Regions from separate parts of the Homo sapiens genome. Here region 1 is linked to region 2. The links are chromatin contacts, found by Hi-C or POLR2A ChIA-PET in ENCODE. All regions are on one chromosome and are shown on one strand. The core of a region is the stretch at or near the end of the contact, and the rest is flanking DNA. Distances in the headings are between cores, read along the strand shown.

Region 1 (3,813 bases), core at 126-2,625, 610 kb before region 2:
CAAAGTGCTGGATTACAGGCACGAGCCACCGCGCCCGGCCCATTTCCTAACATTTTTAAGGTCATTATCAACAAGTCAGATAAAAGGGGTGTACTGTTCATGGGTTAGTTACTGGGGAAGGCATGAAGCTACACAACAACTGTCAGAACGGTCTGTCTTCTAAATAGGAAAGTACAACCAGCAACAAAAAAACTCACAAATTCTAATGTCTGGCCCTCAGAACATCCTTCAGACTAATTTTAGAGATTCTTAAAAATTCAAAAAAGTAATGCAATGCCCAAAACAAAACAAATATATATGGAAGGAAAAGGAGGGGGGAAGCAACACTGTATCATGTACTACAGGTTTTGTGTGGCACCAAAGAGAACATATGCCCCAAAGGCTGGCTCTGTTTTAAAGTCGTGTAGCTTGGAACAAAATGTGCTGAAAGAAATGTAAGACCTCAAGGAATAATGAGCTCCCTGATACAGGTGATGTTTAAGTAGAGTCAGAATTGGCACTTTGGGAGGCCGAGGCGGGCGGATCACGAGGTCAGGAGATCGAGACCACGGTGAAACCCCGTCTCTACTAAAAGTACAAAAAAAATTAGCTGGGCGCGGTGGCGGGCGTCTGTAGTCCCAGCTACTCGGGAGGCTGAGGCAGGAGAATGGCGTGAACCCGAGAAGCGGAGCTTGCAGTGAGCCGAGATTGCGCCACTGCACTCCAGCCTGGGCGACAGAGCAAGACTCCGTCTCAAAAGAAAAAAAAAGAATTGGCACTTAGCAATGAATCTGTAAGGGAATTTTAATACCAAGTAGAAAAGATGGCTGGGAAGTCCTTTCTAATAATGGACTCAGACTCAATAGGAAAATAGAGATGTCCTGCTTGTTCTTTTGTGGAGGGTCAAAGGACATGTACCCTTGCTGCAAGAATAGAAGATGTAGCTGTGGATCAATAAGAATGCTCATATTCTGTGATAATAAAGTTCATGGAGGGCTGCTTCCTGTCCATACTGTGCATGCTGGGTTATATTTTGGCAGATCATCTTCTCTTCCAATTATAAAGAGATGGGAAAAGCAAGTAAATACTTCCTCAGGCTTCCTCTATGCCTTTTTCTTCCCATTCAGCCTGATTATTTGGAAGCCTTTTTTTTCTGTTAAGAAGGAATTTCCAGAATCCATGATATTTTGGCCAATGCAGAGGGTCTTCTCTGAGTATAGCCCATGTTTCCCTGTTGTGCCTTAAATACTCTTTTCTCAACTTCTAAATCAAGTCAAAGAATCAGCTCAAGATTTCTTATCAAATTTTATGTACTCCATAAAGTCTTACTAATGTCACTGGAATGACTCTTCCTGATGTCACATTCCTTCCTATTGAGTAAGTACAGATTTAAGTGGTTGGATCTTATTACAGTTGGCCAGAATCAAAGTTACTTAGGGGCTGATTCTCTAACAGTGATTATTTGGTAATTATAAATTGAAGAGCTGAGTAAGAGATAAGGATGTTGGGAGAACAAAAAGAAAAGAAAAATATGGACTCCTAAATGATTAGAGAAAGAAGCTGCTCACTTTTTCTAACATGTAACGTCTCTAGGTACAAATATTTGAGCACAGAATGAATGAATCTCGAAATCAATCAACCAGCAAATATTTATGTATAACCTGTAAAGTGTCCATATATTAAAGTAGAACCTATAAAGTGTTAATATTTAATATGAAAATATGGAGGAAAAATGTCTTATTCTGAAGAAGACAAGGATAAAAGGAAAAGGTTGAATGGAATATGAACTGACCCAGAAGTGGGAATCTCATGGATGGCATATGCATTAGCTTGCTTCCTGTTTTCAGGATGAATTTGATTTTGGCAACATCCAAAATAGTACAGAACAAAAAGTAACAGAACTGTCTGTAGACATGGGAGTTCTATCCTTCTGTAGCTTTTACACTTCTGGGTCTGAGGTTTTTTGGGGAAATTCTCTTTGGGTGATTCCAATTTCGTTTACTTTCAACCCTAAAGAAAGCCTTTCAACCTAGCCTGACTCATGGTGAACTGCCAAGTTTCACTGAGTACACTGAAAATTAGAAAATATGTTTGTGTCCACTGTTTAAAGAAGCAGCAGAGAGTGATAGGACATGACACTATGTCAATAAGTGAAGAAAAGCTGAATGAGTTGGTGATATCAGACATGAAGAGGCAAAGATTTGGACTTAAGACTTGTTTTGTGGAGCTACAGAGCTAGAATAGACGTATGTGAGCGCAACTACATACTGGCCAGGACTAAGAAGATATGGGATGGTGATTCATCAGGAAAATAACAGAGAAGATTCAGATCTTTAAAAGGGCCATGATCCTATTTTTTTTTTTTTTTTTTTGAGACGGAGTCTCGCTCTTTCGCCCAGGCCGGACTGCAGTGGCGCTATCTCGGCTCACTGAAAGCTCCGCTTCCCGGGTTCACGCCATTCTCCTGCCTCAGCCTCCTGAGTAGCTGGGACTACAGGCGCCCGCCACTGAGCCAGGCTAATTTTTTGTATTTTTTTTTTTTTTTAGTAGAGACGGGGTTTCACCGTGTTAGCCAGGATGGTCTCGATCTCCTGACCTCGTGATCGGCCCGCCTTGGCCTCCCAAAGCATGATTCTATTTTATTTGGGAATAGCATTCGTGTTTGGGGGCAACTGTAACTCTCTATAGTGGTGTAGAACACAAGATGACATGGTGATGCTTCTCTTTCTTGGTAGAACATTCCATTCGTAGGGTAGAGAACTGATTTTAGAAGCTACATTCAGTGCCAAGTTGACTGAATGCGATTGTGGCTGTTTAATAACGTTTTTATTTGGGTATGTTACATAAATGCCCACCAGAGTTAAATGAATAAGGATTTCTCTGGCCCTTAAGTGGATGGGTATCTAGGAAAAATTAACAATGCCACATAACATGAAAGGCTTAATGCAATCATCTGAAAGTATTATAAAGGAATTAGCTGCAGTGTTTCACCCCTCTCTAGTATATGTAGGTGTTTGTAGAATATTAATTTTTATTTTTAACAAAGGCTAGATGTAGAGATATTTATTCGTGCATCAAGAGACTTCTGTCAATTAAATAACAACCAGAATTTAACAGCAAAAATTAGCACTTTTTTTTGTAACTTTGAAGGGGACCTGTCAATCAGCTAAAGAAAAAAACACGCGGGGCACGGTGGCTCACGCCTGTAATCCCAGCACTTTGGGAGGCCGAGGCGGGTGGATCACGAGGTCAGGAGATCGAGGCCATCCTGGCTAACACTGTGAAACTCCATCTCTACTAAAAATACAAAAAAATTAGCCGGGCGTGGTGGCAGGCGCCTGTAGTCCCAGCTACTCGGGAGGCTGAGACAGGAGAATGGCGTGAACCTGGGAGGCGGAGCTTGCAGTGAGAGGAGATCGTGCCATTGCACTCCAGCCTGGGTGACAGAGCCAGACTCCGTCTCAAAAAAAAAAAAAAGAAAAAAAGAAAAAAAACGCATCTTTCACACAGCTCTCCACAAAATAAGGGACATGCATGTTGTAACTAAGATAGAGTCCACAATTTTTTGCACAAGGGCCAGGAAAATTAAATAGAAAAGGAAATTAGTGTCCTTTTTTCTGGATTGAAGGGAAATTCTGCCTGTAGTCTGTGATCTAAGAAAAACTGGTGCTGTCCAACCTGCTGAAAAATATTTTAGTATCAACTATTACAATATATTATTAGTCTTACAGGCTAAGTGTTAATCTGTGTTAAAATTCTGAAAATACAATAGTTATTCCTTTGCTATAAGGAAAGTTATCAAGCTGCAATGGAATAAAATAAAATGCCATCATT
Region 2 (3,457 bases), core at 617-3,116:
ACCCACAAAGAGGATTCTGTTTTTGTTCTGTTTGCCGTTAAAGAAGATAATGGCACGGTCTTTTTACAAGTTGATGAGCTCAGTGTCACCGGGCATACCAAGTACATGCAATAGGAAACATAAACAGACAATCTGGAAATATATTAAATTCATGCTTTTAAGAGCTAGAAGAGGCCTTCAAGGTCCACTAGCATGTCCACTTGCCAGACGGAGAAATGAAGGCCTCAAATTGCAAAGCATCTTGACCAAGTCACAGAGCAAACTCGTGGCACAGCTGTCATCAGAACACAGATGTCTTTGCTTCCACTCTCTCTGGAGCCATCCCCCTGCATCATAAGAATTAATCCCCTCCTTCTCTTCCTCCCAGGACTTGGTGGCTGTGTTATAGCAGCTTCCAGGAAAGGGACCACAAGCAGCAAGGAAAAGCCAAGTGCAGGTTTCTTTAGTGTTGCCCCTGGTTCTTCATTCTCAGCATGAATAAAAGGGACTATTATGGGTGCCTCTTAAACCACTATGGCCTTCTCGGAGCCATTGTGCACAAGTTTGGGACATCAGCTGCCATTAAAGCCCAATGCTGGAATATTTTCCTAAGACCCAATGGAAACTTCCTCCTTCCTTTATTTCAGCTGAGAAACTAACGTCATCCTTTCAGAAGAGAAAGGGAAGAGGACAACTTTGGTTTGAACCCTCTCCCAAAGAAGCAGAAAATTGCAAACTTTTGCAACAAGACAATTTTAGTCTGTTGAAAATAGACTACAGAACCCATAAAGACCAATAGGAGCATTTAAAATCATGCCTTATCTCAAAGTGAAAGTGACCGTAGTCCACCTTAGGGCCAGAGTTTTACAATTCTATTTCTTGTTAACCTTCTTAACATCTGTGACAGCAAAGTGTCTCATCCGATTACTGACTGGGAAACCAACACCTCAGTCTCACATCCCTAATTCCGTCTCTTGAGGTGTGAGGAAGCTGTGGAATCTGCCTTCTGCTGCTCCCACTTCTTCCACAGAAAAGGCTTCAATGCATGAGAGAAGCAGACAACTATCAAGGTCATTAAAAGTCTGCATTTGCTTAGTGCACAGCTGTCCCTGCAACTATGTGTTGAACATACCTACATTTCTTCTCCAACAATAAGAGGGGCAAGTGAAAGAAGACCATGAAGATGCAGGAAATGCATTCTTCTCTACCCCGAGCAAGAAATAATCTGTCAATTGAAGATTCATAATGCATCCAAAACATACTTCAGGAAATCACAAAGAAAAATTCAAGACTGGGATTTTTGTTTTTGTCTTTTTAAGTTCAAGCCACAAAAAGTATTTGGAAGAATTAGAAAATGCTTTCACTGGGGAATTCCACAGGAACTGGAAAATCTCGGGCAAAATTAGAACCAAAGAAAACAGAAATAGTAGAAATCTCGAAGATCATCAAATTCAACCCTGCTACTTTGCCATTGATTAAAAACAAGCCAAGGAGAGTTTTGCAGCTGGGTGGCAGTGGAGTTGGGCTGAGAACCCATGTCTGCTGACTGCAAGAACAATTTCTTAGTCTTCACCCCATGCCAGCATTGACTTAAACACTGACTCCAAATTAAACCGACATGTGACCAAAAAGAAAAGGGAAAATAAACTGTTCCCTGTGGCAGATGCTTGGAACATTAGCTTCTTTCTCAAAACTTCACAGTTCATGTTCTGCATAAGATGGAAACCAGCAAGGGTCCTGTTTTGCCAGTTATGAATGCACATTTCTGAGGAATGCATTGCATGTCTGGCATTCTCCCTCCACTCCTGCTCCTGTTCCTCTTTTCGCCATATATGGCACTGAGCTCTGATGCCTGGGTCACAGAACTCAGGCCTTGGGTATGAATGTAATCTGGCTTCTGAGCTGTTTGTCTTTACTGGAAAACCGATGAATCCATCTAGGAAACATTTACTGAAATGCAAAAGACAGGAAGAATTGATTCAAACTCTGAACTTGAGAAGAGGAAGATTCTTCTTTTGCTCACCCAAAGAAATACAAAGCACATTTTGAGAAAAAAGTGGCAAGTTTAACACACGTAAGAGGCTTTCTTTCTGAAGAATTGTTTGTGTGTGTGTGTGTGTCCACACACACACGTCTGTGTGTTTGGGAACGAAGGTTGTTCTTATACAAGCATTAGAAAGAAAAAGAAACTTAGGCCAGTTGAGAAAAAGGAAAGCATCTAAGTAATCCGTGCTCCTATCAAAGATGCAGAATACTTTTGTCACTCTGAAAAGTTCTCTTTTGCCTATTCTCAGGCAATCTCATACCACCTCTTTCCTGCGAACAACCACTATACTCTGATTTTCTATTACCACAGATTAGTTTTGCTTTTTCTGGAACTTCAAATAAATAGAATCATACCCTAAAGAAAAGAAAAGAAAAGAAACGATAAGAAAAGAAAAGAAAAGAAAAAACTGATACTAAAAAACAAGGCACGGCCAGGTGTAGTGGCTCCCACCTGTAATCCCAGCACTTTGGGAGGCCAAGGTGGGTGGATCACTTGAGGTCAGGAATTCAAGACCAGCCTGGCCAACATGGTGAAACCTCGTCTCTACTAAAAATACAAAAATTAGGGCGTGGTGGCACGCGCCTGTAGTACCAGCTACTGGGAAGCCTGAGGCAGGAAAATCGCTTGAACCCAGGAGGCGGAGGTTGCAGTGAGCCGAGATCGCACCACTGCACTCCAGCCTGGGAGACAGAGTGACACACACACACACACACACACACACACACACACATAAAAAAAAAGGCACAACCAGCTAGCCAATCAGAACATGTGTTAGGCATCTTTCTTGATATAACTTTATTTCTTCATGTGATGCTTTATTTCCAAACTTTTAACAAGCTACATTTCAGAAACAAAATCTTTTTGAAAGCAAGGATAACCTGCAATTGTCATTTCAATTTAAAACAATTATTAAGTTTTTATAATTCCAAGCAATATTGTTGAAAGGAATTGTACAAAGAGAATTCAATATAAACATTCACCAGCCAGGTAATACTTAAAAGGAAAGAATGATCGGAGCAGGAAAAGATATTTATTTTGAGACGGGGAAATCAATACCCCAGAAATAGAAACAACTTGCCCAATGGCACACAGTTCAATAGGGTTAAGGACTCATAATTTCAACATGGAGCTCATAAAATTGAAAAAGGAAGTAGAAGGAACAGCATAAAGATATTACGATCTCCAGGAACAAACACAGAAAACAGCCACCTATTAACCCTTAACAGTATGTCGTATTTACTATAGTATATGATCACCCACAAACCAGCTTTGTTATTTCAACAGCATGTTTTATATCTCCTAGGACTCAGGATGGGTAAAGATCACATCCTATACTGATAGACCCCTGGAGGCAGCAATCTTAATTAGAATTCGAGGTCCATCAATTCTGTGAAGTATAACCTTGAGCAAGTTATTTATCTTCTCTATATT

Evidence for each region. A loop is a pair of places that touch in the nucleus more often than their neighbours do. ChIA-PET counts read pairs that join two places held with the same protein, here RNA polymerase II (POLR2A). Pooled maps may share reads with other maps.
Region 1: a loop to region 2 is called in a pooled map, with 2.6 times the contacts of the local background. The contact joins two enhancer-like sites. A Hi-C loop is called at or near these places in 1 of 168 maps with a recorded cell type or tissue (endothelial cell of umbilical vein) and 2 of 50 pooled maps. POLR2A ChIA-PET finds 5 or more read pairs at or near these places in 2 of 52 experiments (HepG2 and activated T-cell).

What each region holds. Positions count from the first base shown.
Region 1 is chr3:188,879,678-188,883,490 of GRCh38, reverse strand. It overlaps LPP (LIM domain containing preferred translocation partner in lipoma), which reads right to left. Exons shown (of 12, transcript NM_001375462.1): 12 at 1-3,813. Among named protein-coding and RNA genes, the nearest start is that of TPRG1-AS1, 66 kb to the left of the region's middle. RefSeq lists enhancers at 125-624, 625-1,126. Within about 2 kb of position 1,375, at least 5 of the 41 ENCODE cell types and tissues checked have a DNase peak (open chromatin) inside an H3K27ac peak, as active enhancers do; they include endothelial cell of umbilical vein, where a contact is called at or near this core.
Region 2 is chr3:188,268,945-188,272,401 of GRCh38, reverse strand. All of the region lies in intron 2 of LPP (LIM domain containing preferred translocation partner in lipoma), which reads right to left. Among named protein-coding and RNA genes, the nearest start is that of FLJ42393, 92 kb to the right of the region's middle. Within about 2 kb of position 1,866, at least 13 of the 41 ENCODE cell types and tissues checked have a DNase peak (open chromatin) inside an H3K27ac peak, as active enhancers do; they include endothelial cell of umbilical vein, where a contact is called at or near this core.